6 separate regions of the Mus musculus genome follow, and all the other regions are linked to region 6. A link is a loop called in an ENCODE intact Hi-C map of the cell type or tissue named here. Cell type or tissue: left cerebral cortex. All regions are shown on one strand. Region 1 overlaps Gabrb3 (gamma-aminobutyric acid (GABA) A receptor, subunit beta 3). Region 2 overlaps Gabrb3 (gamma-aminobutyric acid (GABA) A receptor, subunit beta 3). Region 3 overlaps Gabrb3 (gamma-aminobutyric acid (GABA) A receptor, subunit beta 3). Region 4 holds the start of n-TEttc7 (a tRNA gene). Region 5 overlaps Gabrb3 (gamma-aminobutyric acid (GABA) A receptor, subunit beta 3). Region 6 holds the start of Gabrb3 (gamma-aminobutyric acid (GABA) A receptor, subunit beta 3).

Region 1 (5,000 bases), 200 kb after region 6:
TAAAGTATTAGAGAATTAACTCTTTCCAATGTTACTGTGAACACACACACACACTCAGAGAGAGAGAGAGAGAGAGAGAGAGAGAGAGAGAGAGAGAAGCAAAACGATTGAAAGACAGTAGTGTGTGTATGTCTGTGTGTATATAACTCAGTATAAAAGAGTACTTTATTCTAATCTGATTAGATAGCCTGTTTTCTGTGCTGAAATAGAAGAAAACAAATGTCCTCCATCTCAAACCATTCAGCAAGAACAGAGCAAACACTGAGATGCAATTTTCTTACAATCTGCTTCATCATGCTTGAGTGGCTGGACTGCTGAGACCCTTGGCAGTTGGAGTGAAACTCATTTCCCATCAGAATCGTAGCCTTACAAGCTGGCCATTTCTGCATCTTGGCAATTTTCTCCAATTTAGGAGTGTTCAGATGCCTTATTGATAATTCAGTGCTGTGTACTTCTACGGGAGAATTGAAGCTGCATTGCTAACATCTAACAAGAAGATGTGCCTCCTGCCACCTGAACAGTGCCGCCTATTGATCCTGACCTGTCACACACTGCCTCATTACTAGTTTCAACAAGTGTTTGTACTGAGTCTATGGCAGCCTGGTTTATTTTTAATCTCAACTGGTGTTCTACTGAGATTTGGGTGGTTAAGTGAATTTGCTTTTTTGGTGTTACTAGAAGAAGTATTTGTGGTTGGGGGTGTATGAAGCTTAAGTAGCATGAGGGAGTACAGAGTTGGGGCCACAGCTGACCACACTGTTCCCTTTGCTATAATGATGCCCATGCTTCCTGACATCTGTGAATTCAGAGATAAGGAATGTAAAGTCACATCCAATGATGCAAAATTGGAGCTTTTGAGGACACTGGCCATGGAGCTTTAAAAGGCTCAGAGGAAAGATGGTGATCCCTACAGTTCCTAGGATTAACCTAGGACGTCTAATGTCTTCTGTTTGGATAGAGGCCATGGCTCTGCTGAGACTATGGACATTTTAGGAAGTGAATGCAAGCTTTCCTTTAGGAAGCAGCTTCATCTCCAACTGCCTGCACACACCTCTGCACACACACTCATTATTGCAGTGTGACCTGAATCTAGCAGCTGTTGGGCAAAAGAGATTTCTTGGGTAAGGGATGACTTGTCCTGCAGAATTCCAGGCTGAAAGTGTATGAGGACAAGCAGAGAATTCCTTTCTGCTGACTTCTATGCACTGGGAGTAGAGTGGAAAAGTGGCATCTTTGTTTTCCAGCTGAGTATAAATTTGTTGATCCATTAATTTATCATCCCTCACCTACTTTGCAGGGTTCCTGTATGCCAGCATTGATGTTTAGCTTTGATTTTGTTTTCTGTTTCTGGGATTAAATCCAGGGCTTCAAATGTGTGAAACAAGCACTCTACCATAGAGCTGCACTCTGTCTCTGTGCATGAACTGTCATAAGTACAGGGGCATATAGCACAGAGGCAAAATGCTTTCCAACCTAAAGTACATGATCTAGAGGAATGTGAAACAGGCAGAATAAGCATTAAGTGTTTTGAAAAGACAAAAAATTAGGGTGATTGTGGGGTTGGGCAGGAGATGGGATCTCATGGAAAACTTCTGCAGGAAGCTTTCAGTAAACCTTGTGACCTAGAGGAGGATGGGCTATTTGAACACCTGAAAAGGATTCCTGCAGAGGACACAGCTTGTCTAGGCACAGGAGCTGCTCTGAGGAGTAAGAGAGATGCAGACCTGGCCTGATAATGGGAGAGAGAGGAACATCACATTGGAGTTCCTCTTGTAAGTTCCTGAGGTCTTTGTGAGAAGTTTGAGCTTATTTTTCCATTGAGTAGAAAGCCGTTGAGGGCTTTATATAAAGGAGTGATGTAATCAGGTGAGTATTTTATTAGGGAAGGGATTGTCAGGTCAGGAGGACAGAAAGAGGTGCTAAATGGGAGATGCCACACTGTGCTAAATGGGAGATGCCACCCTGTGGTTTATCCAAAGCACAGCAGATTGCTCTAGGGACAGAACATTGCAGAAACTAACGTCCTGGGCCATGAAAGCACTGGATACATTTGTTTTGTATGTGTTCAAGTACAAAATTCTATTGCATTGCAATGATAGGTTTTAAATCAGATTTCTATCTTATTGATGTAATTGAAAAATTGAATTGGATCTGATGGTCTGTGATCCCAGCACTTAGCAGATGGTATAGGTCATCTGGTGTTCAGTCATGAGATCTGACTCAAGGGAGAATCAAGGAGACACGGAAGAAAGGAAGTAAGGGGAGGAATGGGGAAGAAGTCAGGGTAGAGAGAAGGTTGAAAGGGAGAAAGGGAGGATAGAGGAAGAAGTAAAGGAAGAAGGGAGGAGTGACAAAAGAAGAGGGGAAGAATAGAAACAAAAAAAAAATAAAAAAAAATACAAAGAGAGCTGGAAATAAATGGACAATCTGTTGTGATCTTCTGGGTGACTCCTGGGTGGCGAGATAAGACAGTGCTTTGTTTCTCATTGATTCTCTCATTCTCACTCTCTTTGTGAGGATACCTATGCCAGTGTATTTGGGCCAGGAGTCTCCCAGCAAAGGGCGTTTCTAAAATAGGCAGGCACTTTAAAAGAACTCTTGCCACTAGACTCTGATGGGGAAAGCTGGCCCTTACTCTCTATAGCTATTTCTTAATCTCCATACTTTCTTTACCCTGGCATCATACTCGTGCTGCAAAGATGTGTGGAAAAGTGGATGCTCACAGTCATCTATAGGATGGAACACAGGGCCCCCAATGGAGCAGCTAGAGAAAGTACCCAAGGACCTGAAGGGGTCTGCAAACCTATAGGTGGAACAACAATATGAACTAACCAGTAACCCCAGAGCTCATGCCTCTAGCTGCATATGTAGCAGAAGATGGCCTAGTCAGCCACCATTGAGAAGAGAGGCCCCTTGGTATTGCAAACTTTATATGCTCCAGTATAGAACACCAGAGCCAAGAAGTGGGAGTGGGTAGGTAGGAGAGCAGGGCAGGGGGAGGATATAGGAAACTTTCAGGATAGCATTTGAAATGTAAATAAAGAAAATATCTAGAAAATAAAAATTGTATGGAAATCCTCACGCATGATTGTTTATAATGTCACTCTGGTCCAAGCTCTCATCTCCCACAGCTCCAGTTCTCTGCCTTTCAGGACCATCCTGGCACAAAGCACACTGCTGAGGTAACACAGAGACACCTGAAAGCTACTTTATTTTCATTCCTTACAGACGTGCACATTGAATTCTTTAAATCTAATAGAGCCATTACTTCCCTTCAACAAAAATAATTTCTTGGGCTATACATTGCAATTTAGTCACAGTGCCTCCTATCCACCATGTTCCTGCTTCTCTCTCCTGGTAGATGGCTACACTACGGATGACATTGAATTTTACTGGCGTGGCGGGGACAAGGCTGTCACTGGCGTGGAAAGGATCGAGCTCCCACAGTTCTCCATTGTAGAGCACCGTCTGGTCTCCAGGAATGTTGTCTTCGCCACAGGTGATCCTGTGTCCACTTTTAGTCCTTTTAAGATGCTCGATGCATTGACAGTATGGTCTCATAGTGAAGTGCATGTTGGCTGGCTTCCACGTATTGTCAGAAATTGACCATCACATGCAGTGTGTATGTAAAAAGCATTTGTACCTATGATAAGATTAGACCACCTGATAATGAGACACTCCCCAGTGTATGCTGTGGAAGATAAGACAGTGGATGAGAAAGTAGCTGATTCCTACTTAATATCATACACAATAGTCCATCCTTGGTTAGAGAAGAGACTGGATGGCCTTGGAGCTAATAAGGGCAGGAATGATAGATGTTCCCCTAAAAGCTGCCACCTTTTTTACTTCCTGGGCTTAGTTTAGCTTTGGTGATCCAGGACAACAGTGGTCCATGCTGCTCTCCGCACCCAACATGGTCTTCTCTGAATGCTGTCTGGTTAAGGTTGCCATGGCCTGAGCTTCACCACCATTGTTATCCAGCTACCCAGAAACAGAGAAGATATCTTCTGCTCTCTGTCTGTGCCTGCTGAGATTTGATTACATTTCTGTCACACATATTTGATGTCTGGGGTGATATCTCAGTTGCTTTTCATTCTTGGCACATGCTCTGCATGATAATTCAGATGATAAATCGAAGTGTTTTCCAAACTAGAGAATAGCCATGTGCACAAACAGTGTTAAAAATGCTAAAGGAAAGCAGAAATGTCTGTACATTTAAACAAACACCAACAGCTATAAATCAGTCTCAGGGTGTGATGGCATTAAGGAAACTGGCCCTTTGCCATCTGCGTAGTACCTGTGGGTGACTGTTGTCTCTTCTGCTTCCTAGGTCTGCTTCATTTCACCTTCATGCTGCTTTTTTCTAGGAGGCACTCTGCCCTGTTCCTACTGCCACAGCTATCCTGGCTGGGTTATGTTGTTGCTGTATACCTTCACAATCCACTTCCATTTCCACCCACAGCTTATGCTTCCCTTGATATCAAGAATGCATATCCCCAAGAGGGACTGGTCCTATTCGCAGCATGTGCAGCTCTCCCCCCGGCTTACTTCCTGCCTGAGATTGGAGCATTAGTCATTGAGTACCTGCACAATGACTCAAAGATTTTACCTGTATCTCCCCTCTCCAACCTGTCTTCTACGAGCCAATGTTAGTGGAGACAGAAGCTTGAAATTTTAAGTCAGTTTTGTCTGCATGCAGTATCGATGAACTGTGGTCTGCAGATCTGTGCAGATATACTTTGTGTGGGGTGTGAGAAAAATCAAGATCTAAGGCTTAGGATCATGTGTGCACAATCAGGAAAACTACTCTGATGCATTGAAGAAAATGGTTCATTTATTATGTATAAAATTGAGATGTCATCCTTTCTTTGCCCCAAGCCTTATATGCAAAGGGTCTGCTCAAAGTATGCTGGTAGTATTTCCACAGCAGAGAGATCCTGCCCATGTCTGCATTTGTCAACAAAGTTGCCTTTGTGACCAAAACCTGTTAACCGAAGACT
Region 2 (5,000 bases), 220 kb after region 6:
TCTGAGTGTGCTGCTGTGAAATCACTTGCCTTCAGGAGGTCCTGACATATGTCTCACTGTAGAAGCCAGAGGTTTTCAAAAACTCATTACCCTATATCCTTATAAGAGTATTTATCTACATGCATCTACTGGGGTTACCTTTCAGACTCTAACAATTATGTCTAAACATTCTCAATGATAAGAGCACTTTGATTACAAAAAGAAAAGTAAGGAAAAAAAGAATATGTATTTATTGGCAATATAATATATTGCTATCAGTTAAGGCATGTAATTCCCAGTAGTAGACACATAGCAGATTTTCTCCTTTTTATCAGTTGATTTATTGAGATATTCATATACAATATAATTCACCCATTAAAAGTCTACAATTCAGTGGTATTTTATGTATCTGTAGGCTTTTGAATCCTTGAACACAATCAAGTTTAAATTTTACTACGCCTCAGTGAAACCATGTAGTTTTGGGCAGTAATTTTCCCAGGCCCAGTCACTAACCTACTTCCCTTTTCTCTGTGTGTGCTTATTCCATGCACTTAGTGTAAATGGAGTCACACAATAGAGTTCTTTACAAGTGGCTGTTTTCAACTAAGCTTTCTTTGGCACGCATGGTGCACTGTATCTCATTTTTTATTACATTTTACTGCTGAATACTATCCTATTTTATGAATAGACTTGGTACTTCTCATCCATTGACCAATTAATTTTAGTTATTTCCACCTGGGGGCTATTTAGAATGAGATTGATATCAACATTTGTGTACATGTTTTGCTGTGGACATTTTTTTCTATTTATTCATTTACATTCATTTACTGCAATATGATAATTTATTTTTAAATAATTTTTATTTGATGATTTCTGACATGTACATAATGAAATATGATAACATTGACCCTTCTCCCCCTCTAGTACCCATTGTACTTCCTCCAAAATGTCTCTCATACAGCTTAATATATTTTTTATTTTTCATTACTCACTAAGTCTAATTAGTACTGCCAGGGTGTGTATAGGTTTGAAGCCACACACTGGAGCATGAAAAAGTTATCAGTGACCATATCACAAAATAATGATTCTATTTAGTTGTTACCACCTGTCAATAGTTCTTTACTAAGGGATGCAGCCTTTAGATCACCCATACCATCTATACTGGGATTTTAACTGCCATAGTCTTATGTAGGTCTTTTATATGACCACAGCTTCTGTGAGTTTATTAATATGATAACCATGCACACCAGTCCAGAATGCATCATTCCACAGCACTCCTCCAACCCTCCAGCTCTTCCTTTTCCTCCTGTCCCTTCTTTGGCAACTCTTGAGTTTTAGTGGTGTTGGGATTAATGGAGGTATCACATCTAGGGCTGAGCCCTCAGTCTCTTCTTTCAGCACTTTGATCAGTTTTTCATCTCTGTATTGATTGCTGCCAACCAAGTTTATAGGTATAAGCATAATGAAAACAGAAAGCAGTTATTTACCCAATAATAGCTGTGCTGCTACAACACCAATGGGAAGACTGTTCCAAGCAGGTGAGCATTGTAGCATGTATTCCATGATTGTAGCCAGTGCTGGCTAAGACCAAGAATTTTTTTTTTCAGCCTGCCCAGCATCTTCTGACGCTATGAACACAAGAGAGGACATTTCTCAATAGACTTGAAATTGATTTCTCTGTGTCCTGTCACCAAAGTGTTTAATTTCCTTAGTCATAGTTCTTATGATGTAGTTATGCTGGGTAACTAAAGGCAATAGTTGTTTTGGAGACCTCCCTGACCAAAAACATGTAAGGAGGTATCCCATGCCTTACACTGTGATTTTAATTTGATAATGCATAGACATATTTTTATTGTGTCAAACAGTGAATTCACATGTTTATTAGTTGGTGTGATGCTTTAAAACTTTCAAACCGTTTTCTGAAGTGATCCAGGTATTTTATACTGACACCCGCAACATGTACAAAATCTAATTTCTTCATACCGTACCCAGTCTACACTGTCGTTTGACTATAACTCTCCTAGTAGTAATGAAGTGGTTTCTTATTGTGCATTTGACTTACGTTTTTCTGATGAAAAATCTAGCTGAGAATCTCTTCCCTGTGTCCACTTTCTTTAGAAAAACGTCTATTTTAAACCTCCCCCCAACTTTTTATTTGGTTATTTGTCTGGGATATTTTTGAGGAGGAGTAGGCATCCTTCATATGTTCTGGATATCAAATATATGCCTTATAAATATTTGTTTCTATCCTTAGGCTTATATTTTTACTTCCTAGGTGGTAATCATTTCCACCATAATGGTTTTTTATTTTAATGAATTATAACATCACATTTTCTTCTATTTGTAGTAGTATTAATGTCTTGATATTGTGCTTACGGAAACAGAGGGCCTATGAGATTGGACAGCATAAGCAGGAATAATCCGAGTAAACTAGGAAGCTAGCCAAAGCACACCTTTACTCTGTAAGACTACAAGGACATTCAGTCTGCTCGAGGTACATTTTCAACTTGAGTTCTGTTTCCCTTTTCTCTCTCTTCCATTTCACACATTTCCTTTCCTCTCTTTCATAGATCTTTATCAGCATATATTGAAGTGACTAGGAATGAGAGAAGGAAATTAGTCACCCTTTCCCCTCCTTCCTTTTTTGTAAGTTGTGATTGTGTTAAGTTTAGGTTGACCTTCGACCTCCTGCTGAGTGCTGGAACTTCAGGTATGCATATTGTACTAAAAATCACAGAATTTTTAACGTGGGGCTATATTACAAAGTCAAAGGTAAATTACAAGTGAATAAGATAGTGTGACAAAGGACCCAAAAATAGCCCTGGTGCTCTTTCCAGAAGGCAGTGATGAGAGACCTTTAGCAGCTGCCTGGAAAAGGAAGAGGTATAAGTGCCTGGATCACTCCACATCAGCTACAGAAATATTATCTTGTTATTCTACAGATACACTGGAGTGGCTGCTATCCATCTACAACACTAGCTTGACAGTGTATGTGCGCATTTTTAATGAGATCTTCAAAAATATTGATGCCTAGAGAGTGGTGTAAATTTAGGAGAATCGGAGGTCCAGAGCCTGGTTTTGGCATGGCTCTCAATGCCTCCAGGGAAAAAGGGTTGAGATCATCATCTTTGCTGGATACTTTTGCCAAGCAAGCCCTGACTCGGAACATTATGCTGTGCAGAGACTGCACCTCTGCCTGTTGACTCAGCATCTACTGAGGACCTGCCTGTATCTGCATTGGCACACAGGCTCCAGACCAGAGATCTGCATTTCTGTTGTCATCTTGGAGGTTCTTGTGCTGTTTTGAAGGGTACTCAATGCTTTTTATTTTTAAATTATTAGCCATTGGCTATGACTCCTTGTTAATTCCCCCACAGATACAGCATGTTATAGGGAGTTTAGCCCTGTCAATATCATGCCATGGTCTGTCAGAGTTAGATGAGGACCTTTATACTCTATAAGATGCATATGTACTAGCAGAAGGCTACTATTTACTTGGAATAGCTGTTATCTCTCAGAATTCTTAAGTTTACTAGTATCCAGGAATCTTATTCCTAGCGTCTTCTTTTTTCCTTATCCAAAGAAACGTAGTCATTCATGCATATTTGATTTCATTGTGTGGGAAACACAAATCACTAAATCTCGCTCCTGACCATGTCTAATGGAGTATGTTTCTAGTATTGCCCAGTCTTGCTCGGACTTGCCTAGGCTGCCTTTGTCAGAGACTGAGTCAGGAGTCCTTGGAGATTGCTTTCTTCATGCTTCTACTATTCTCTGCTCACTTCTCACACCTGACTAAATGCTAAAATGGCTTTTGAAAAATTGTGTTCTTTTTCAAAACAGAATGTATTTGCTAGATAGATATATTACAAAAATAGATCATCTTAATTATAAATTCTGTGTCTTGGCAAATTTCTAAATATTGATGTGTTTTTTAAACAGGATTAATATTGTCTTCCTAAAAGTTTCTGGTGATCTTGGAGAACTTGGTTCTGTCATTCTGTAATCTCTCATGCTGGCTGAGGGCGGATTTTCAAACAATTTCAGTGGTTTTACACTTCCTGTGTGTTAGCTTGAGTTTGTATTGTTTTTGTTTTGTTTTGTTTTGTTTTAAGTTGTACTTTAGAAAATGTTAAGAAATCTGATGGGGAAAATCAAATTTGAGAAATGTGGTAAATTTCATTGCACTTAAAAATACTTCTTGCTCTTTCCTGGAAGAGGACTAAACATTCTCACTCTCATGATGTAAAGGTTGACAATGAGGCGTGGCCAGTGAAACAGGTGGTAAGTATATGTGGCACCTCATCATAGCATCCCACAATTTTTGCACAGAAAGCACTAAAAAGATCTCATTGCTATAAACTACTGGGATTTGGGGTGTTTGTCACTGCCATGTGCTGACTGAAACAAAGGCTAATTCACCTACAATATAGGAAAAAAGGAAAGCAATGTATAGATGTCATGATCAGACACTGACATCAAATCACCATCTAAGTGTCAACATTGAAATGACCTCATTAAGATCTTATGGAGGTCATGTGATTTCAAACTGAGACACAGTGAAGCTATTGAATGCTTTGTATATTAAACTCAATTACAGAGTCCAGAGAATGAACGAAATGTTTTTTTTTTTTGTTTTTTTTTTTGTTTGTTTGTTTTTTTACCCATCTGTATGTGGGTGCATGGATCCTGGGTTGTAATGCAGGCTTTTGCTCAGCGTTGCAATTTCCTTGCTTGACGAGCATCTTGGAGAACGTATGCCTGCCAACAGAGATCTAATTTTGGTCAATATGGGTAATTATATTTTAACAAGGACAATTCAGGAAGATCATCACTGACATGTGGACGGAACATATAATAAGGATTCATGTAAATTGAATTGGGTCAAGAACTTGCATTATAGCCAGGGGAAGGGAATCTCCTAAAGACAGTGGCTATGAATCTGCAGTCAGGAAGTAATAGACAAATATGGAGACAGTGACAATATCCTTGACTGGACACTGACACGCTCATGTAGAGGC
Region 3 (5,000 bases), 240 kb after region 6:
TTTCTTCCCATTAGGTGGATGCTCACGGGAATATCCTATTAGCACCGATGGATGTTCACAATGAAATGAATGAGGTTGCAGGCAGCGTTGGTGACACCAGGAATTCAGCAATATCCTTTGACAACTCAGGAATCCAGTATAGGAAACAGAGCATGCCCAAGGAAGGGCATGGGCGGTACATGGGAGACAGAAGCATCCCGCACAAGAAGACCCACCTACGGAGGAGGTCTTCACAGCTCAAAATCAAAATCCCTGATCTAACCGATGTGAATGCCATAGACAGATGGTCCCGCATCGTGTTTCCATTCACCTTTTCTCTCTTCAATTTAGTTTACTGGCTGTACTATGTTAACTGAGTGACTGTACTTGATTTTTCAAAGACTTCATTTAACACTGAGTGAAATATTACCCTGCCTGTCAAGTTTTTATACCAGTACACATACAAACACACACACACATACGCACACACACACACACGGACACACACACAATTGTGTATATATATGTGAACTTTCTCAGCATATATATAAAATACACGTGTATATGAGAATGTATGTGTATATGTTCAAGGACACAGATAAGAGTATCTGTGTACATAAAACAAATACGCATACATACCATACATTTTGCAACTATGGACAATTTAACACAGGATGCATATTAAAGAAACTCATAGCTTTTTCTTTCTTTTTTTAATTGAAAGGGACAAGTATCTAAATATTATGCCTCAAGAATGAGGGCGTGAAACACAGTCATCCCAAAGTGTGTCTTTTATTATCATAAGTTAGATATTTTCGCTTAAAAATCCAAAAGGAATTCTTAGTTAATCTTTGGGAACTCCCACAGCCGTAGTTGTACACCTCATACCCTCTCAGTTTGCAACCGAGGCTTGTTGGCTTCTCTGTGATGGGCTTGTTTCATCAGGTGTGTTTTTCTGTAGTGGGTTAGCATATGAGATGAGTCACTGGCAGTGCACTTACCTGACTCTTACTGGTAGGTAGCTCCTACGCTGGTGTCTGAATAGTCATCTTGAAAAACTCACTGGGAATAAACGGTGTCCCGTTTTAAGTACTCCACCATCCCATATACATGGGAGATTTCTGTTAACATTAAGTGGGTCCAGCTTAACTGTCATGTGGGAACACAGTGGCACATTTTGATAATGACATTCAATCGCTAGAAGTGTGCTCCACATCTCATCCAGATTTCTAGGTCTGCTATTTAACTGGAAGCATAGACGTCTCAGGTTCTTTGTTACTCTAAGGTAAAACCATCTAGAGTGGTTTCCCCCTTGCAGTTATGTTACCATTCTTATAACATTGTATGTTAATATAAATATATTTGCATAATATGCATACCTACATATATTACCAAGATTTTGTTTCTTCTGCTTGCTATCATGGCAGCATGCAACGTCATATTTTTCATTCTGTGATGTAACTATTTTCTGTTATCTAGAAGTTAGGATTGAATCTAAAATGTTTCTACTGTTCACTTTTGGAAACTTAAAAATCTTCACAGCCTTTATTTATGTACTGACATATCTCATAAGCACACCCAGCTCCTCCTAGACTGACTAGAATTCTGCAGGAACACTTCCAGTCTACACACCACACAACAACCCATGACCGTTTCTGAGGCAAGGAGAGCAACCTGACACAAATAGTCTCTTTTGGTTCCTTCTGATCCACAGCCTCATCAGGATTTGGACTTTTTAAAGCTCGTAGAAACAAGACAAGGTGCACCGGTTTCATAGATGCAACCTTAACTTAGTATTTAGATGAGCTCTTTCTAAAGAAAAACAAAGATGATATATTTTTTGTAAACTATTTCTATCACAGGCATCCATAAACCGACTGCAGTTATGTAAACGGGTGTCACAGCGAAGCATTTGGAAGACAGGATAAAAAACGACAAGCAGTAAAGAACTGCTAAATTAATAACCCCCAAATCCCACACACGCGGCACCTTCAAGTCTGGCGCCATCGTTTTTCCACATAGGCAGGCAGCACCACCACCCTCCCCAGGAGGCATGTGGACAGTCACCATGGACTGACACTACTTGATTTTTCGGTGGCCATTGCAATCTCTAATATGTGGGAGTCTGACTGTTCAAAACCTAATATTAAATAAAACCTAAATCCACAAAATCCGTGTGAGGGACAGTTACTGATTTTTATACCCTTTGCCTCCCCCATTCTTATCTGCTAAGTCTTCTTTACATCACTGCTCCTTTGTTTTATTTTCTATCTGGAGATGAGCCTGTGAATTTTGCCATTTGGCTTTTCTCTGGAGTTTTTTTCCCCCCATGGGTAACAGTGGGAGGAGACAAAAAGTTAGATTTAAAAAAAAATTCTGTAAGTGGCCTTATCATTGTAACATGTTAAAAGAATACAAATGTTTGCAAAGACCTTATCCCTTTCAATAATTCAGGTATCTCTCTCTGTATCCTGTAACTCAAGGTGTAAGTGCCACAGGTAGACAAGGAACTCCAAAATGCAAGCAGTGTGGCAGAAACAGTCACTGGCTGATAATTTATTATACTCAGAACTGTGACTTGTTTTTCTGGGGAAGTGACTCAGAGCTTTTTTGATGCATAGTTGAGATACCCACATATCAAGGCAGAGACCCCGCAGGGCTCAGAAGAGCAGCAGTGCACTCCCGGGGAATCTCTGGATAAAAATTTGCATGGTATAGTCATAATAGCTTTTGAGCTTTTTATATGCATTTGGCACCAAGACTGGGATCCACAACTTTATAGACACTGTAATGAAGTTACCATAGTAGCTAGACTCTAAGTAATATTTGTAATTACACACACATACATACATACATACATACATACATACACATACACACACATACACAAATACATACATGTATTCTGTAAAAAAAAAATCCTTTCTAAGATCCTTGGGTATGTGTTTGCTTTATTCCATTTCAGAAGAAAAATATTTTTCTTCTAATAACTTATGTTATGGCTTCTCTATTTTTTAAAGCTAGGAGAAGTGTTGAGAAGAGAAGTCTGGCTGTGTTAGCAGAAGAGTGGGTTCTGATCCCTATCTAGGAAAGTAGCCTCTAGTAACTTTACAGCAGCCATTTGAGTCAGTAAGTGAGGGTACAGAGGGATTCCACCAGGACCTCTGAATGGAGGTGGCTGTTACCCATGTCCAGAGCTCTTAAGAACAGAAAATTTTAGCTTCTCACCAATTCAATAAACCTTTAGTTTTCTCAATAGTACTGTCTTTCCAAAACGAAATGCTTCGCAGAGGGCCCATGGTGTTGACGCCTTGATGACAGCCCTTTATTAGTCATTTCCAGATATGTCTGTGACAATTCAGTAGCCCTTCTCTATCAGTCCCAGCAGAAAAAAGACTCACCAGAGTGGAATTATCTTTAATTGAATGAAAGTCACTCCTGCTCACCAATCCCGGGACAGTTGAGTGGTTGTGTTGCCAATGCCGTGACACCCTCACTGCCCCTGAATCTCAAATGAACTAAAGAGTATATCATAATAATGTTCCCACTAGGCTTTAAGTGACATGTCCATCTGCAGTATTGTGTGTTTTGATGCCAACACGGGGACATCTTCAGTTGTTCCCATCAAAAGCAGTTCTCTTGTTTTGAAACACGGAGTTGACAATTTCACCAATGAGATCATCTCAGAGGGGTCAGGCACATTGTAGCTGTAGGTGTTTGAACCACGGAAACACATTCTGAAAAGATGTGTCCATTGTTGAATCTCCTTGCTTAAAAGCATAAGCCTACTATAATTCATATTTTAACCCTCCACCTAAAAATAAAAAGAGTTCATATTTCTGGCCATTTTCTGTAAGCCAACTGAACCAATGGTAAAATATTTTGTTACTTTTGGAATGAACTCTGACTTCATGTCAGTGTGAACTTTCCATCACAGTAACATTGACTCTTTGGGCAAAGAACTGCCCTGGTGGAGTAAATTTCCCAGGACACTGGTGAGTGTACCTTGGACTGATTACCTCTTCTACTGCATTGAAAGGTGCCATGTTTTCCTGAATGACTAAATCCCCCTCACCTTGTAAGTGACCTCCCAGAGTGGCTCATGCACCATAGCTCTCCTAGGGACGGCCCACAAACATGTCATTCGTGACTCATTTTTCTACTTCCCAAGTCAGTAGATGTGTTCAAGGTAAGTACAGGATTGTTCTCGTAGGAATAGGCGGTTGCTGTCCTGATTGGTATTCCCGTCGATTTCATTTCATTGTAAAGATTAAACTTAAACCCGGTTTTGCTTAAGCACATTGATGTAATTTTTTGGTATTATTTGACATGAAAAAAAAAACAGCAAAATTGAGTGACAGATACAATATGAAACTTGTTGAATGAATTCAAATTTATTAAAAAAGGACTAACTGATAAATGTGAAGACTGATTTTTTTTCTCTTCCTTTCCATCTGTTAATGAATACTTTTTTAATCCAACCTTGTTTAAGTACACATGTCCATTTAGGTTATGTGAAAGGAAAATGAATTTGGAGCCCCAAGTTGACCGCTTAAGAGAAGAGTTAAATTGTTTCTTTTGAAAAAGGAAAAATCAAGATTTATGTAATTTTATGTAAGGATCTAGGTTCAGTTTCTAGTAATAAAGAAAAGTCACAATTTAGCTTGGAACTTCAGAAAACAACTAATCATACAGATATAATCTATTCTAGTGTTTTAGGGCCTACACATTTTTATATTAAAAGCTATGGAACAATCTCTTGTTGCCTTTCTAGTGTGAAAGTGAGATGATATCATGGACTGAACAACTGAGTGAGCAAATGAATGAATGCATGCAAACTATGGGCATCTCCATGCAGACAGGTTATCAAGAGACATGTACTGCTCTCAAAGATCCCAGGGGTCTCATAATGCTCTTAGCAAGGTGGGGCTGATCAGCTCAGTGGGTGTACACTCATGCATAGCAACTGGGAGTAAAGTAGTTGGGAAAAATATGAGGGACATTTGATGCAGTGTCCTGGT
Region 4 (5,000 bases), 810 kb after region 6:
CATGTGCTGAATACTGTGCTGTGTTCTTGCATGGACAAGGTAGGAAATCAGTTATGGCTTTTACCTTGAGGGTGACTGTGCTGTGTTTTAGGGGTTTAATGTTTTCATGGTGGAAATGGTGAGAAATATAAGCCTCGGGAGTCATCAAATAAGTACCAATGAAAAGATCAGGTCACTGGATTCCAGTGAATGTCAAAGAGAAAGCAAGAAGCACAAATAGACAGAACGCAGGATCTGCCCTGCCACTCTCCCAAGTGTTGGCTGTGTACACATAAACAAGTCAGTCTAGCTTTCTGGGGCAAGAACCTTCACAAAGTACAGGGCCCAACTCATGAACAACAGCACAACACAGGTAACATCCTTATTCCAAAAGTAGCTGGAAAGTAGATCAGCCACATATCCAAAACTAGAGGTGTTGTGTCTGCCTGTCGCCTGCCCAGTAGCTAAGGGAGACAAACAACAGATGACTTAGGTAGAACGTTCAGGGACAGCTGTGCTCACTAACCGCTGGCGTGGAGTCAGTGCCTCCTTCACTTCAGGCATAAGACTACAAGCTCACTGTCAGCATGACTCAATGCTCTCACAGCAACTGTACTTCATTACTGAGGGAAATTCAGATGAATAGTTACCTTTCAAAAATGAGGACTTCTGTCAGTGGTACTAGACTCCAAAACACAGGGAATGCTTATACACACATATTAGTGATCTTCATACTACCATAATGAACTATGCTTTTTGCAGGCAATTCATAAAGAAAGGGTAATCCAGAAGGCAGAAGTCATGGCCCTGGCTTCAGCTCCACAGATGTCATCATGTCATGGCAAAAAAACCAACCAAACAAACAAAAACCAAGTAAACAAAACAAACAAACAAACAAAAAAACCCATGATTGTAGGGTCTCATGAGTGAGCAAATGATTCCATCTTTAACAACAAGTTTAAAGAAGCTTTCATAACTGCCCATTTTGGGAAGGAGAACTATTTTCTGAAGGTACTCATAAGAACATAGGGCTTTGTCTTAGGGTTTCTATTCCTGCACAAACATCATGATCAAGGAGCAAGTTGGGGAGGAAAGGGTTTATTCAGCTTACATTTCCATATTGCTGTCTATCACCAAAGGAAGTCAGGACTGGAACTCAAGTAGGTCAGGAAGCAGGAGCTGATACAGAGGCAATGGAGGGATGTTACTTACTGGCTTGCTTCCCCTGACTTGCCCAGCTTGCTTTTTTATAGAACCAAGACTACCAGCCCAGGGAGGACACTATCCCCAATAGGCCCTTCCCCCTTGATCATTAATTGGGAAAATGCCTTACAGCTGGATCTCATGAAGGCATCTCCTTAACTGAGCTCCTTTTTCTGTGATAACTCCAGCTTGTGTCAAGTTGACACACAGTCAGTACAGGCCTCTCTCTAGACCCCACTTCTCAAAGACCCAATCTTCCAATAGCCCAGGACCAGCACTGTGGCAATCACAGTGAACCTTTGGAAGCCTCAAACTGCTGGAGCCACTGCACTCTCCACATCATTCTCTCTACTCACTTCCAGATGATTCCACTAGTAAAAGGCAGTGCAGCACATATAGCCTACATAGTCAGTAGCTCTCCATGACCGTTTTACTCAGAATGTTCATCATCATGGAATAACCCATTCCTCTATGAAAACACTGTTTTCTACATTTTTATTATTTTCATAGTATTTCAATACATTTGTGTCATGGGCTTAACACAGGAAAGTCTCCTGCAGGAATTTTACTAGCTCCATGAGCAAGAAGATTTGGGGAAAACAAAGCAAACAAAAATACTGTGGATGGGTTTAAGGTTTAGGCTTTAAAAGTACGGGTCATTTTTTCAGACCTAAATGTTTCTTAGGTCTAAATTCTATTGTTAAAGTTCACTTAGGAGGTTGAGGCAAGAAGACTATGAGTTGAAGACCAGGCTAGGCTATATAATGAACTCTATACCACTACCCACACACACATACACAAAACCCATTCCCAGTATCCAAGTATCCAATAAAGGAGGGAAACTAGAAATACAGGGTATTACTGCCTTGTTCTTAATTTTTCAAGTCTTCTTTCTCGATGTTCAGTCTCCTCACCCAAAAGTCCACCAGCTAGTAAAAAATTCTATTACTTTTCATAATGATTTTCCTTATTAGAGGAAGCTATTGAAGTATTATTAACAAATAGGCCCAAATTTTCAATTATTTCATGCACTAAAACTTGATTTGCAACTACACCAGCATACTGAGTACCACACGTTGCTTAGGTACTGTGATTCCAGAAAAATCCCACTCTCTGTTTTGTGCTTTCTGGGATCTCCTGGGCCTCAGTCTACTGTGTTCAGACAGTTGACCAACAGAGAAAGAAACAATACAACTGCCTTCCTGAGCAGGCGGTCTGGAGTCTACACCAACCTATCGCATAGCCTTTCACAGCCTAGCAGAAATGAAAGCTGGGAAAGAAAACCTCTGCATGGTAGCTGGCTTTCCGCAGTGACTACAAGGCACGGCAGGAAAAGCATGTCATTCTAACTCATTTGTGCGGAGGGTAAATAAATGGCCTTATTCTGTCTTTGAAAAACAGAAGCAAGCCAAAGACCCAGACTTCCCAAATACCTGTTCACTATTTGCTGCTACCAGAAGTCACCCAACTCCCCAACAATCCTTCCTAAATGTGACTGCCACAGGTCTCCATAGGGAATGCTGAATTGAAAACTCTGGGTTAAGTGTATGCCTTTTCTGGAGGCTGTATATTTCCATCCTCTGTCGCTCTTCTTGACAGGAGTATTTTAGCCTGTTTTAAATTGTTGTGTGGGCCTATTACTTGTGGTAGAGTGTATCTAGCATCCCCAGGTTCAGAAATTAACCCAGAATTCTAGAACCAATTAGTTTTATCAATCAATTAAAATGTAACTCTATGGTATTAACAGTACCTTCTCCGTATCCAGTAAGAACTGTCTCTTTTTAGCCTTCCTCTGACTCCTGCCCTCCTCACTCCCCGCTCATGCTCTTTGTAATGCTAAGTGTATAATGAACGTTTTACAGTACTTTTGTTGCTTGTTGACTTCTTTATAGAGGCATCTTCCCAGCAATGCTTGCGAGTATTATGGATTCTTTCACGGTGCAGACATCTGAGATTCTATTATTGTCAGAGATTAAATGCCCTCCTCCCTTCAATAACATAAGGCGATCTACGTCAGATCTTAAAATAGAACTTCAAAGGCCCTTTGTGCAAAACAGCCCTTATTTGGGGATTTCATTCATTTCATTTTAGTTCAGAGTTTCATTTAATCTCAATGAATGAAAAATCAAACAGTGAAAATGGCGATCTAACCTGTATTTGGAAAAGCCAGTCTAACAGTCTCAGCACCAAACCCTGAGGACAAGGCTCCTGACCTACCCTTTCTCAGCACCAGTGTGCTGATCCATTAAACTATTGTTTCTCCTACTGCACTGCAGAGGGTATAGCCGAGGTTTAGAAAGAGAGGCAAGTCTGAGGGTTGGATGTGAGCTGTATGCAACGCCAAAGAGCAGAGCCACCAAGATCCGCAAAGCCGCGCGTACAGAGACAATGCCTCCAGCACTGCAGGGACTGAGGACTCAGTACTGCCGCGCAGGCGCAAAGACAGCCTGCCGAAACGCAGGGCGGGGCGCTAGAGACGGAAGCAGCTTTGAATGATTCAACAGACTTAAACTAGAAGTTGTTTTCGTCAGTTCCCACATGGTCTAGCGGTTAGGATTCCTGGTTTTCACCCAGGCGGCCCGGGTTCGACTCCCGGTGTGGGAACAGCAGCTTTTTTTTTTTTTTTCTTGTGACGTGCTCAGCGTTTCACAGTATGACATACAAACAGTGGTCAAGCTGTTAGATTCTGAAAAATTCCCTGGTCCTTAGTCCCCTATGGCCAGTTGTTACGAAGTGAAAAACTTAGAAACACTATCAGTGAACAGAGGAACCACCTTTCAGGACCTGCCCAGTTGGAGCCCTGCTTTCTTTGGAAAGAAGCTTTGTGAAGGGGAATCGCAAAGGCTGAGATACTAAGAAAGCAAACTCCCAGAAGAAACAACTTTATGGACAAGTGCAGAGTAATACAAAAGGCAACTGGAGAGGCCACATTCATTTATTCATCTCCTCACACTTTGCCTAATAACTTACAGGAAACAGGCATGGAAGCAGTCTCTGGGTAGAATTACAGTTTTAGTTAGGCTCAAGCTTCCAAGCAAAGCCATATTTTCAGAAGTGGGAGACCTTGAAATCTTCAATGCTGCAAACAAATCCAACTTGCGTGTTTGCCATGGTAACCCAAGCCTGCATGTGTTAGTGCATACGTGCAATTGTTTCAATGTTTGAACCAATCCCTGTGCTATTCGTAGAGCTTAGGTAAACCTTGTAACCAACCGCACCATGCTCCAGTTGCTTGCCTTAATGCAGTGGTTCTCAATCGTCCTAATACTGTGACCCTTTAATACAGTTCTTCATGTTGTGGCAACCCCCAACCATAAAGTTATTTCATTGCTACCTCATAATTGTAATTTTGCTACTGTTGTGAACTGTAATGCTAATATCTGATATTAGGGTATTTGATATGCGATCCCAGTGAAAGGACTGTTCAAACCCCAGATGGGTCCCAACCTACAAGTTGAGAACCACTGCATAATAAAACAGAAATCTGGACCAAGAAGACTCCAGACCATTCATAGACCAACAGCATGAATGGCAGAGATAAGAGTTTTTGGAGAAGTTACATTATCAAACAAAGATAGTACTTTCGTCCTTTAACTGGATACTAATTCTACATTTTCAGCTTGCTTAGAAGTCCACATAAAATATACCTATAAAGATCATTCGAGTAATTTGCAAATTATTGCTTTAGCAATTGTACATCATGTGACATTAGACAAATTCTTTTTTAAAAAATATATTATTAATTCTCAAAGAACTTCGTGCAATGTATTTTTGTCATATTCGCCCTAACTCCTCACCCTAACTCCTTCCAGATCCAC
Region 5 (5,000 bases), 55 kb after region 6:
GGTGGCGAATGGTGTTCTGAAATTTAAAGTAGCTACAAACACTCAAAGACTCCCATCAGGGAAGAAGGGTAGACTGTTACCACCAGCTGAAGACAATCCATGGATCAATGCACCAGTAAGTACAAAACACATTGCGCATATTTTGCAATGTCAGCATGCTTTGTTTTGAAGCTGTCATGATGCTGTCATGATGCTCCCTTTGCTCATTCTTGCTTTTTGCTAGGACTAGGTCTTCAAGGGAATACCATCACAATCTTGTTTTGTTTTGGTATATATAGGACTAAGAACTTCCAGAAAAGATCACTAAATGAAATACTGCTATAGATGGTTATTATGGGACAATTTTGGGATCTTTCATTTTTTCCAGTGTGGTTGGAAGAAATGCATAGGTTTGTGTAATTGGGGACTTAGCATTCAAAATGATTAATGGGCAACCCCATTTAGTCTTGTGAAATGTCTACCTTTAGCATGCTTGGATGTGCCTATAGAATATTACATATGTCTGCTGAACTAATGGGATACCAACTCAGAAAAGGAAGACCTATTGTGCTTGCAAGAGGCCTCTGCCTGACAAGACAGCAGGCGAGTTCACAACTAGGGAGTGCAATAAACACCAAAGAAGCAGCTTGAAATCTTGACATATATTCTGGGAGATAAAGAAAGATCTTCGGGTGTGGGAGAAGACAATCCTTTGTCTAATTAACAGTCCTGAGAGATGTCTTAACAACAACAACCACCACAGCAGCAGAGTTTCAGATCTGAGCCTTACTAAGTAGAAATTGTTCAGACCAGAGGCAGAGGGCAGTTTGTTATGACATTTTGTAGTCATGTGTTGGATGCTTAAATCCTGACTTTTTAAGTTTATGATATTGAGAAGTTATGTTTTGGAGAGGCAACTGGGAACAATGAAGGCATAAGGGTAGGGTTTCAGAATGCATTAGACTGAAGTATCAGAGATTACAAGCCTGACTCACATGTGGTGCCCTTCCTCATATTTTTATGAGTCACGAAGGCCCTACCAGTCACTGAGCAAAATCCAAGTGGCATGCTTTTTAAATTCTATCCTATAGAACCATGAGCTGAATAAACCTTTCTATTTTATCACCTGCCTGGTCCATTATGTTCAGTCATAGAAACAGAAAGCCAGCTCTGACAATATCTGCTGTAATCCACAGCCTGCCTGATAGGGTAACAAAGGAGTGCCTAAAGTGCTAGGGTATGAGGTTAGCCCCATATCCATATGGCCTTTGAGGTCTTTCAGGATTAGAAGCTCAGAAGGCTTGGGCATTGGTGGCACATGCCTTTCATTCCAGGTCTCAAGAAGTAGAGGCAGGGATATCTCTTGAATTCAAGGCTAACCTGCTCTACATAGTGAGTTCCAAGACAGCCAGGGCTACACAGAGAAACACTGTCTTCAAACAAACAAACAAACAAACAAGCAAGCAAGCAAACAAAAAGCTTAGCAGTGATACTATCAGAACTGAAAGCTTCATGTTTGTCTAGAGCTGAATGGACACAAAGATGATACTAAGAGTTGTGTCATTTAAGGAGACAAAGGTGGTAGTGGGAAAGAATGGAGGCCCTACGGGGCGTAGGGGAGAAGAGATTTGAGATTTGTAAGTTGATTTGTAAGACAAGCTGTGACAAGAGGCCAAGCAGCAAGATCTGTTGGCAGGTTTCACGGCTAGAAGAGCAGAGGTAAGATTTGAACTTAATCATTTGGAGACTGTGGACAATTTCAAAGATGTCTAGGCATGTATTTTCCAAGGCAGCTATGAGGATAAGTTATCATGGTATCCCATTTACTGGCGTGGTAAGTTGTGAGAAATTTGCTATTAGATGATTCTGTTCTTGTGTGAATACACTGCTGTGACTCTGTAGGGTGTGCTATCTGAAAAGCCACGATTGTACGTGAGATGGACTGAATTGTTGCTATGTGCCACATGGCCATGCATGGACCAGAGCAAGAGGACAGTCATGCTGCACTGCAGTAGGAAGACATAGGTGACAGTTTTCCATAGCTTTTGACACTCTTAGTGAGCATGAACTTGAATGCACCCTCCTCAGCAAGCAACATGCAGATCCTTATTGTACCTGCTTTGATAGACACCCTTTCCTCAGCACTGAGGGTGGATTTCCTGCTTTTGGATAGTGCAGCCTTTACACACAACTTGGCTCAGTGGGAAGGTGGTGAGCAAGTTGCATTGAGTTGCTAGAAGCTGTTTTTGCAGTTTGTACCCTCTGCGCCTTTAGGAGAAAAAAAATCAATCACTGTCTTAGCAATGTGAAGATGAGGCTTTCCTGTTTCCTTCCCATGAGTTATAATATTGATCTGTGGATGTGGAGCCTAGGTTGCATATATTTGATTAGGAGGTATGGGAATTCCTGTAGGCTCAGCTTGTCATTCAACTGAAAACCAGCCTCCACAGTGGCTTTTGTTCTTATGGCCTGTTCACAGTGCATCTGGGGATTTGTGTCTGGAACGTGTATCAGGACTATAACTTTCAAAGTAGTCTGCAGAATGCTGAAGTTGCATAAGGAACACCCAAATGCTAGGCAGAGGACATTTTAATGTTTATTAGCAAAGACACCATTTCACATATGGTAACGAAGGTCTTTCAACATAAGCACACTGGAATAACCTGTTTATCATAAGGGAATCACATCATCTAATTCTAACCCCATGTGAATACTGATAGCTATAGTACATTTCTATTTCTGTCCTTATCTCAGGAGAATTTTCTGTTAGATCAGTATTGGTAAGAGAATAATGTTAATAAGGGGCCCTTATTTTATGATGTGTTTACCATAAAACACCAGCTGCATCTAGCCATATGCATCTAGTTCCTGATTTGCCACTCAAGGACTTATGGTCACAATTGGGTGTGTCTATTCAAGTCATATTACATGGTTGAGATCTTCAGGAATGTAGCATATCCTACAGACAGCTTCAAGAAGAAACATTTCCTGCAAAGCATCCTATCATTCTGTCCCCTTTACAGATCTTAGAGATGTATCTGAGAAGCTTACAGACGCATAGTTGACTTTGCCACAGAAACAGTGGCTTCAAGCCATACCCTTTAATGCTTCTCCTAGATTTTTCTGGCTTCTTTAATAGCTAGCTCCTGACTTCCACCATTTATCCTTCCTGTGCTCTCTGAATGGAAGATACTGGAAGCTTGCTGATCTGGGAGAACATTGGCATTTTTTCTCCAGCTCACCTGTGTGACTTCTGAGTCGCTTCACCTGGGTCCTCACAGGCCATCCCATCCAGCTATTAGGCACTTCACTTTTCTATGTGGCTATTGTACAGATAAGTGCATTTTCACCGGCTCCCTTTTTGAGAAGTATTTTATCATCTTGAGGCACGTAATGAGTGTTTTTCTTTTTTTCTTAAAATCATTTAAAAACAGAATTTTATGTGGATTTTATATTTGTCCCTGAACACTTTACCAAATATTTCTGAGCCAAGACTATTTGAAAAGTAGGTGAAAATGATACTAGTGCAAGGTATTTGGCAGTGCTAGGTATATATCATATATTACTCATCATTCTGAGACTTCAGGTATATATCATATATTAGTCATCATACTGAGGCTTCTACATGGTTTGCTCCTTCTTCCTCATAGCATCTCTAAAGGTTGAGGTTACTTTAGAGCTCTCTGTAGAAGAGAAGCAGCATGCTGCAGTGATTAAGAAAATTGCTGAAGATATCCCACACATCTTCCTTTGCTGAGCTTTCTGGGTGTTGGAACGGAAGAATAAGTCGACAATTATTATCATTGTACCTGCCACTTGCATGTGTTAGAGTTTCCTTCTGGGCCACAGTGCCCGTGTCAATAATCTCAGCCCCTCCACAGTAAGATGAATACTAGAAGGTTCTTTCCATTTCCCATTCTCTCTCCCTGCAACAGCCCTCTTTGATCCAGGCTCCTGTGCCTTCTCTCCTGTTTAGGACACTGCTGTAGTTGCAGCATCTTTGCTGGTGTGAAGGGCTCTTGAGTGGATGCTGGATAGCTTGCCACTGCATCTGAGCCCACACAGTCAGCGCTCAAGTTAGAGCAGGACATCCTCCTCTTCCTACCCACTTCATGGGTAGAAACAGTATGATCATCTTCCCTAGATGCTCATTCTGTCTCTTGCTAACAAACACCACTCAAACCAGCCCCATCCCTGAGATGGCCAGTAGCTGCTCGGTATCCCTGACAGCAGTTACATTACTGAGCCTTCCTTTATCCTTCATGCCATGATCATTTTTTGGACCATCTCTCCTGCCACAGCCCTGAAGAGTGCTTCACTGAAGGCTAGCAGAGATGCCCAATTTCTCATAGTGACTTAGTGATTTGTGTACTAGCATTGCTGCTCAGACCTTTGTATCCTCCCTCCGTTAGGCCTCCTCACTCCCTTCCCAGCCTGTTTTGCTCAGAGTGCTATAGTCCTCTCTGTGCCTGGACTCTGCACAGCCACACAAGAAAGCATCAAAAAGGTTTCACTGTGTTCTTCCCCTCGCTGTCCTCTGGCCACTTCCTTGTTTCTACAAATGCAGCTCAACTCTAGTTATTCTCTTCTCTCTGCTGTACCACGCTGAGCACTGTCAAAACTGAACACACTCTTCCTCAATTCAAAGGACTCCTCACCCCATCTTCGCTCTGGCAATGACCTCCACCTGCCGCGATGGGTCCTGGTTGGTAGTCTGTGGTGTTTCTGAACTCTGTATCCTGCTGCCAACTTTCTCTGCAACTTACATGGCACTGCTTCCCTGCCTGCTTATTCAGCTGTGCTCTAGCTCATGGGTCTACTCTACTGTTAAGCAATCTGTGATGCTCTAAAAGCAAGGAGCCTCTGCCCTGCCTTCCCAAGGTCAGTGCTTGGGAACGGTGCCCAGCCTTTGCTTTCTCTTCACTTTCCCATCTCCCATATCACCTGCACACAGTTGACAGGACTTGCATGGAAGACCAGCTACAGTCATTTTTGAGTAATAGATTTGTACCAAATGAACA
Region 6 (5,000 bases):
CCAACCCTCCACCTGAGGATCTAGATAGCAAGGAATCCTAGCCTGCTTCAAGCTGCTTAGCTGTGCACAAACTGCCATTTGCCCCCCTTTTCTTGTCATGAACATTTACCCAATGTGGACTCCTAAAGTCATATTGTCTTAATGGTCATGATTAAATAAAAGTCACATGATGCCAACATGAAACTCACTATTTTGTACAATTAATACACAAGAATAAGAAACAATATATTTTGTCATGAATGAGCATTGTTCCAACCCAGAAACAAGAAGATAAGCTATAGAGCAAGGAAGTGATTAGTACAGGTGAATTGATTTGGTTTCCTTACTTTCAGTTTGTGCTCTTTGAAGCCTCCCATAGTCCTTTGCACTTAAGTCTGATGCTCCCCATTTTGTTTCCTAAATGATTTATATTATACGACTTAGAAAAATGACCAATACTCATGACACATTGGCTCAGTTCCTCCTGAATTGGCAACACATCATCACCCAGTTAATCAAGGTGTGACAAATTCTTGGTTTTAGGAACTTCAGCAACAGAGAAGGACATGGTCTGTAGTGCTCAGTGTTCACCCAGCCTTTTGGCATACCTTATAAAGTGGGCCAAGAGCAGAAGGAAGTTACTGCAGTGACCAAGAGGGTGAGCACATCCTTGGCCCATGTAACTTGAATTGCAGTGGTTACATGAGTGTGTGTTTTTAAAGTTTTTCCTCTTTTAAGATGATTTATTTTAAAGTGGTATTTTTAATGATTTACCAGGTGGTTCCAGACTTAGCCCAGATATCCAGAAAACATATCCCCAGGCAAAATGTAAATGGTACTTCGGTATTAAGTTGTGCAGCAGCCATGAAAACAGGAGTGGAAGGAAAAGGGATTGAGACCTGGAAAGGGAGAACAGGAGGATTTGCCAGCACCAGGCCAAGTTGCATCTGAGGAGCTGGGAGGTATAGCTCATAGGATCTGCTTTGAGAGACTGAGCCACTCTTCTTAAGAGGCAATAAGAAGTGGCCAATATTGGCCTCTTCTTTCAGTTGGCCGAAGATCCATCCTAGGACCACTGACTTGCTGGATTTTCGAGTAGGGCCATTTGGAGCAGGAAGTATTTTGTACTCTTTCCTCATCAGTTGAGAACATGGCCAAGATAGGAAACTGACAGCCTGCTCCCATCTAAGGTTGATCAGAGCTGCTGAAGAGTTAGGTGCTAGGGTAACAGCTGGTGATTTATGAGACTGACAACCCCAGAAAGAGATGGAACGAGATCGAAGGCGGACCACAATGACTAGTAATGCTCTTCTGCCAGCTATAGAACATTTAAACCAGTAGGGAGGAAGACAAGGCCCTGCAATGGCGTTAGCTGGTTCACATGTGCTCTTCTGATCATTATTTATTTTTCATAGTGATGGTTCCCAGCAGGATATATCCCTAAAGTTAGTACATGCAAACAGGAGACTGGTTAACCAAAAATGTGTGTCTCGATGAAGGTGCCACTTTGCAGACAGTTCTAGTGCACACTATCAGGACACAGAATACAAAGCACTTATGAATAGACTTTTCCAGAAAATAATTAGGGAGCTATATTTATCTCTGAACCTTCCAGGTAATGCAGTCACATCTACAGTTCTATAAATAAAACTGCTGATTTTCAGAAAAGCAGAGATATTTAAAATTAATGCACACATAAAAAATGCCAGCTTGAGAATAAAAGTCTAGATTTAGATATTTACCTACATTAATCTGGTAACAGAAAAAAAAAAGATATAGGAGAAAAAAACCGAGCCAATACTGGAAAATAGTCATATATTACTATGCACTCACCGCATCCTGGACGCCTAAACTAAAGAAATTAGAAACAGACCTGATTTGTGGGGCTCCCTGTTTGACGCATGGTTTAACTATAGAAAAACAGGCAACCCGTGTCTACAGGAGAGTAGGCACTCCTTAGGTGTACAATAGTGACACACGGGTGGGGCAAGCACCAGTGGGTGTACTCTAGTGATGTACAGGTGGAATGTGCACTAGCGAGTGAACAGTGGCGATATAAAATCAGAGTGTGTACCAACTGGTGCTTGTTTTTGACCAATATTCCAGCAGTTTTCTAATGACTACTAAAGAATGGAGTCCTGTCACAAGGAAAACAAAGATATTTACCTTCAAATAAGGGTGGATGTATCTGGTCTGCACCAGAAAAGGCACATTATTTCTCATCTTCATAATGACAAGCTAGGGTCTCTTAAGTGTGGCTTGAATTGCAGTTTTTCGACAAGATTTCTCTTTGCGGTTCATTATGAATGCGTTTATGTGAGCAGGAAGGATTCGGCACTCACTTGGTTTTGCAGGAGAGGCACAGCTTAAGGAGACTGCTTTTCATAGTCATATTTGATAAATAGATAATCTTGCCGCCATGCAAAGGGCTGGAAGATGGGTCAGGCGGGAAAGCCCGCGGGTGGGGGTAGGGGCGGGGTAGGGGGAGGCGGGGATCCCCACGTCGCCGTTGGTTCCTAGCTCAGTGACGGTAGAGTGGAGCAGTTCCCACTCAGGTTAGGCTAGAGGAGCAGCGCCATGTGCTCCGGGCTCCAGGCCCTGCTGCTGCCAATCTGGCTTTCCTGGACCCTGGGGACGCGAGGATCTGAGCCCAGCAGGTGAGGATGAGGCTACCTCAGAGCTCTGCAGCTTGGATCCGGACCAGGCAGAGCGCCAAGGCTCGGTGTGAAGCCCACTGGCTCTCCCGCTGAGCAGGGCGGGGGTTGAAGGTGGAGGGTGGGATAGGGCGAGGGATGTGGAGCACTTCCTATGTCCCTGGTGCCGGTGCGTTGCACTCCGGGCCCCATCCTTCGCCCGGCCGTTGCAAGCTCTGAGGACTTGGCTCCGTGGCCCATCCCCCGCCCTGCAAGGCGCCACGCAGTCGTGGCCCTCGCCCGCAGTGTCCAGCGCGGATCTGCGGCCGCACGCAAGCCCTTCCCCGGGAGTCCGGTGCGGCCGCTGCCGCGGCTTGGGAGGGCGCCGGCGCCCCGGAGCGACCGCGGACCCATAGGGGGCGGGTGCTGTTCTTGTCCGGCTCCGCCCCCGCCTCCGCCCGCCCAGCGCACCCGCGCCAGGGCTCCTCCCTCCCGGCCCGCTCCTCCCCCCTGCTCTCCTCCCCCTCCCCCTCCGCCTCCTCCGCTCCGGGCCAGCGCGGCGGCGGTGGCGGCAGCAGCAGCAGCAGCCCCGGCTGCGGGTCGCGACGGCGGCGGGGCGCCCCCTCCCCCGTGCCGGGGCGCGGCGAAGGGATGTGGGGCTTTGCGGGAGGAAGGCTTTTCGGCATCTTCTCGGCCCCGGTGCTGGTGGCGGTGGTTTGCTGCGCTCAGAGGTAGGGTCGCTGGTGGGTTGACGGGAAGCGGGCCGGGCGCGAGCTGGCGCGCTGTGTGCGCGCCGGGCGCTGGCGGGTGAGCCGCTGCCTGACCCTGTTCTCTGTGCCATGTGCCCCTCCTTCAGCGTAAACGACCCCGGGAACATGTCCTTTGTGAAGGAGACGGTCGACAAGCTGTTGAAAGGCTACGACATTCGCCTGAGACCCGACTTCGGGGGTAAGTGGGATGCGCGCGACCGCTGCGGGAAGCGCGATCCACCGTGTTGGCGGTCTGGGTGGAGAGGGAGGCGGGGGCGGCCTCCGCGGAGCTGCAGCGGGGTGGGGTGGGTGGTCCTTTGCGAACCCCCCAATCCTCAGAGCCACCCGTACCCCCTGCTGGAGCCTGGCTGATCACGGTGTGCTGCGCTTCCCGCAGGTCCCCCAGTCTGCGTGGGGATGAACATCGACATCGCCAGCATCGACATGGTTTCTGAAGTCAACATGGTGAGTGCCTGCGCTTCCCCAAGCTGTCCCAGGCCCTATCCGGCCGCCTGGGCCCATACAAATCTCCCCTGTTGGGCTGGAGGCCCGAACCGGCCTTGGCTTCCTGGCCCGCAGGGGAAGCCGCGCTCTCTGGCGTTGGGCTCCTGCCCGCCCTGTTCCCTGCACGCTCGTGGGCGCCGGGCCTGTCGCGGGGTCCTAGACTGGCCCAGAGTCCGGATCCTCAGCGCTACCCGATGCACCCAGGCATTTCAGGAGAGCTGTCACCTGGTCGCGAGGCTTCCAGAGTGCTTTCTCCCTTCCCTTAGCAACAGGCGCTGAGCGCTGTGAAGAGAGACTGGGTGTGGGGGCGGCTTGCATCCCCAGGTGAAAGGTACTTAGGATTTCCTTTGTTGTCATTTGGAAAGAGCTGCGGATCGCAGGAGAGAAGAGCAAGTGGTTGTAGTATGTGTCTAGAGGCTTCTTTGGTGGGTGTCCCAGCCTCAGCCTCTGTTTAGAGGCCCGGCTTCCTCCGCCGGGCGCTGTCCTAGGTGCTGACGGATCCCTGACCCGCGCTCTGGAGGGAGGCTTTGCCTGGGCTCTGGAAGATTGGCATTCCAGTGTCAGGGTTTATGTATGTGCTGACAAGAGTCAATATTCTGACATGTGGAAAGAGGAGATCAGTAGCCCTACAGGCTGAGACGGTGCTCCCCCTCCCCCCTTAATGCGCCAGAAAATAAGTAGCTAAGTGATGCCTTGACTTTAGGAAACAGGTTTCATTTTTCTGTTAAGTGGAACTATAAAAATTCTAAGAATGGGTGTTTGGAAGCAATATTTTTCTAGAACAATCATTTGGCAACTTTTCTTTTGGTCAAACAATGCTGAGAATATGAGTTTGTATGTTTTTCTTATTAACGTGATGTACATTGGAATCACATGGGCAAACTTGCTCTCAACTCATACTCTCCAGTGACTCAGTCCAAGGAGTTCTGACAGACATGAGCTAGAGTGGAGTGCCGGGGTATTCACACTTAAGGACAGTAGCTCAAGTTATTTTAAAACAGGTGTTTTGTGCACAATATTTTGAGAAACTTTTCTATAAATTATAGAGCTATAATTTGTACAAATAAATGAGAATAATTTTCTTTAAGCATTATAAGATTTATGTTTAAATAAATAAATTTTGAGGTTTATAGGA

What was found. Peaks named below come from ENCODE experiments on the same cell type or tissue, not always from the same donor. Only the 100,000 strongest peaks of a DNase experiment are listed, where the experiment ranks them.
Region 1: it touches region 6 in a loop (2.1-fold over the local background); 2 of 42 quality-filtered maps call a loop at or near these places.
Region 2: it touches region 6 in a loop (2.0-fold over the local background); 2 of 42 quality-filtered maps call a loop at or near these places.
Region 3: a loop joins it to region 6, with 2.5 times the contacts of the local background. A loop is called at or near these places in 2 of 42 quality-filtered maps.
Region 4: it touches region 6 in a loop (7-fold over the local background); 3 of 42 quality-filtered maps call a loop at or near these places.
Region 5: it touches region 6 in a loop (2.2-fold over the local background); 2 of 42 quality-filtered maps call a loop at or near these places.

The regions. Positions count from the first base shown.
Region 1 is chr7:57,789,131-57,794,130 of GRCm38, forward strand. Gabrb3 (gamma-aminobutyric acid (GABA) A receptor, subunit beta 3) reads left to right here. Exons shown (of 9, transcript NM_008071.3): 6 at 3,362-3,499. Among named protein-coding and RNA genes, the nearest start is that of Gabrb3, 200 kb to the left of the region's middle. In left cerebral cortex, a CTCF peak has its summit at 1,983; a DNase peak (open chromatin) is centred at 1,058.
Region 2 is chr7:57,803,487-57,808,486 of GRCm38, forward strand. The region is part of intron 6 of Gabrb3 (gamma-aminobutyric acid (GABA) A receptor, subunit beta 3); the gene reads left to right. Among named protein-coding and RNA genes, the nearest start is that of Gm23911, 200 kb to the right of the region's middle. In left cerebral cortex, no CTCF peak of the experiment used is centred here; a DNase peak (open chromatin) is centred at 3,109.
Region 3 is chr7:57,824,404-57,829,403 of GRCm38, forward strand. It overlaps Gabrb3 (gamma-aminobutyric acid (GABA) A receptor, subunit beta 3), which reads left to right. Exons shown (of 9, transcript NM_008071.3): 9 at 15-4,399. The coding sequence ends at 356. Among named protein-coding and RNA genes, the nearest start is that of Gm23911, 180 kb to the right of the region's middle. In left cerebral cortex, no CTCF peak of the experiment used is centred here; a DNase peak (open chromatin) is centred at 1,888.
Region 4 is chr7:58,395,601-58,400,600 of GRCm38, forward strand. It overlaps n-TEttc7 (a tRNA gene), which reads left to right and starts at 3,715; the gene lies at 3,715-3,786. In left cerebral cortex, no CTCF peak of the experiment used is centred here; DNase peaks (open chromatin) are centred at 2,774, 3,187 and 3,652; H3K4me3 peaks cover 2,093 bases; H3K27ac peaks cover 2,177 bases.
Region 5 is chr7:57,643,489-57,648,488 of GRCm38, forward strand. All of the region lies in intron 3 of Gabrb3 (gamma-aminobutyric acid (GABA) A receptor, subunit beta 3), which reads left to right. Among named protein-coding and RNA genes, the nearest start is that of Gabrb3, 55 kb to the left of the region's middle. In left cerebral cortex, no CTCF peak of the experiment used is centred here; DNase peaks (open chromatin) are centred at 2,102 and 4,077; H3K27ac peaks cover 770 bases.
Region 6 is chr7:57,588,013-57,593,012 of GRCm38, forward strand. Gabrb3 (gamma-aminobutyric acid (GABA) A receptor, subunit beta 3) reads left to right here and starts at 3,161. Exons shown (of 9, transcript NM_008071.3): 1 at 3,161-3,343; 2 at 3,469-3,560; 3 at 3,759-3,826. The coding sequence starts at 3,264. It also overlaps a transcript of Gabra5 not described here. In left cerebral cortex, a CTCF peak has its summit at 3,048; DNase peaks (open chromatin) are centred at 2,017, 2,605, 2,775, 3,082 and 1 more place; H3K4me3 peaks cover 3,060 bases; H3K27ac peaks cover 2,406 bases.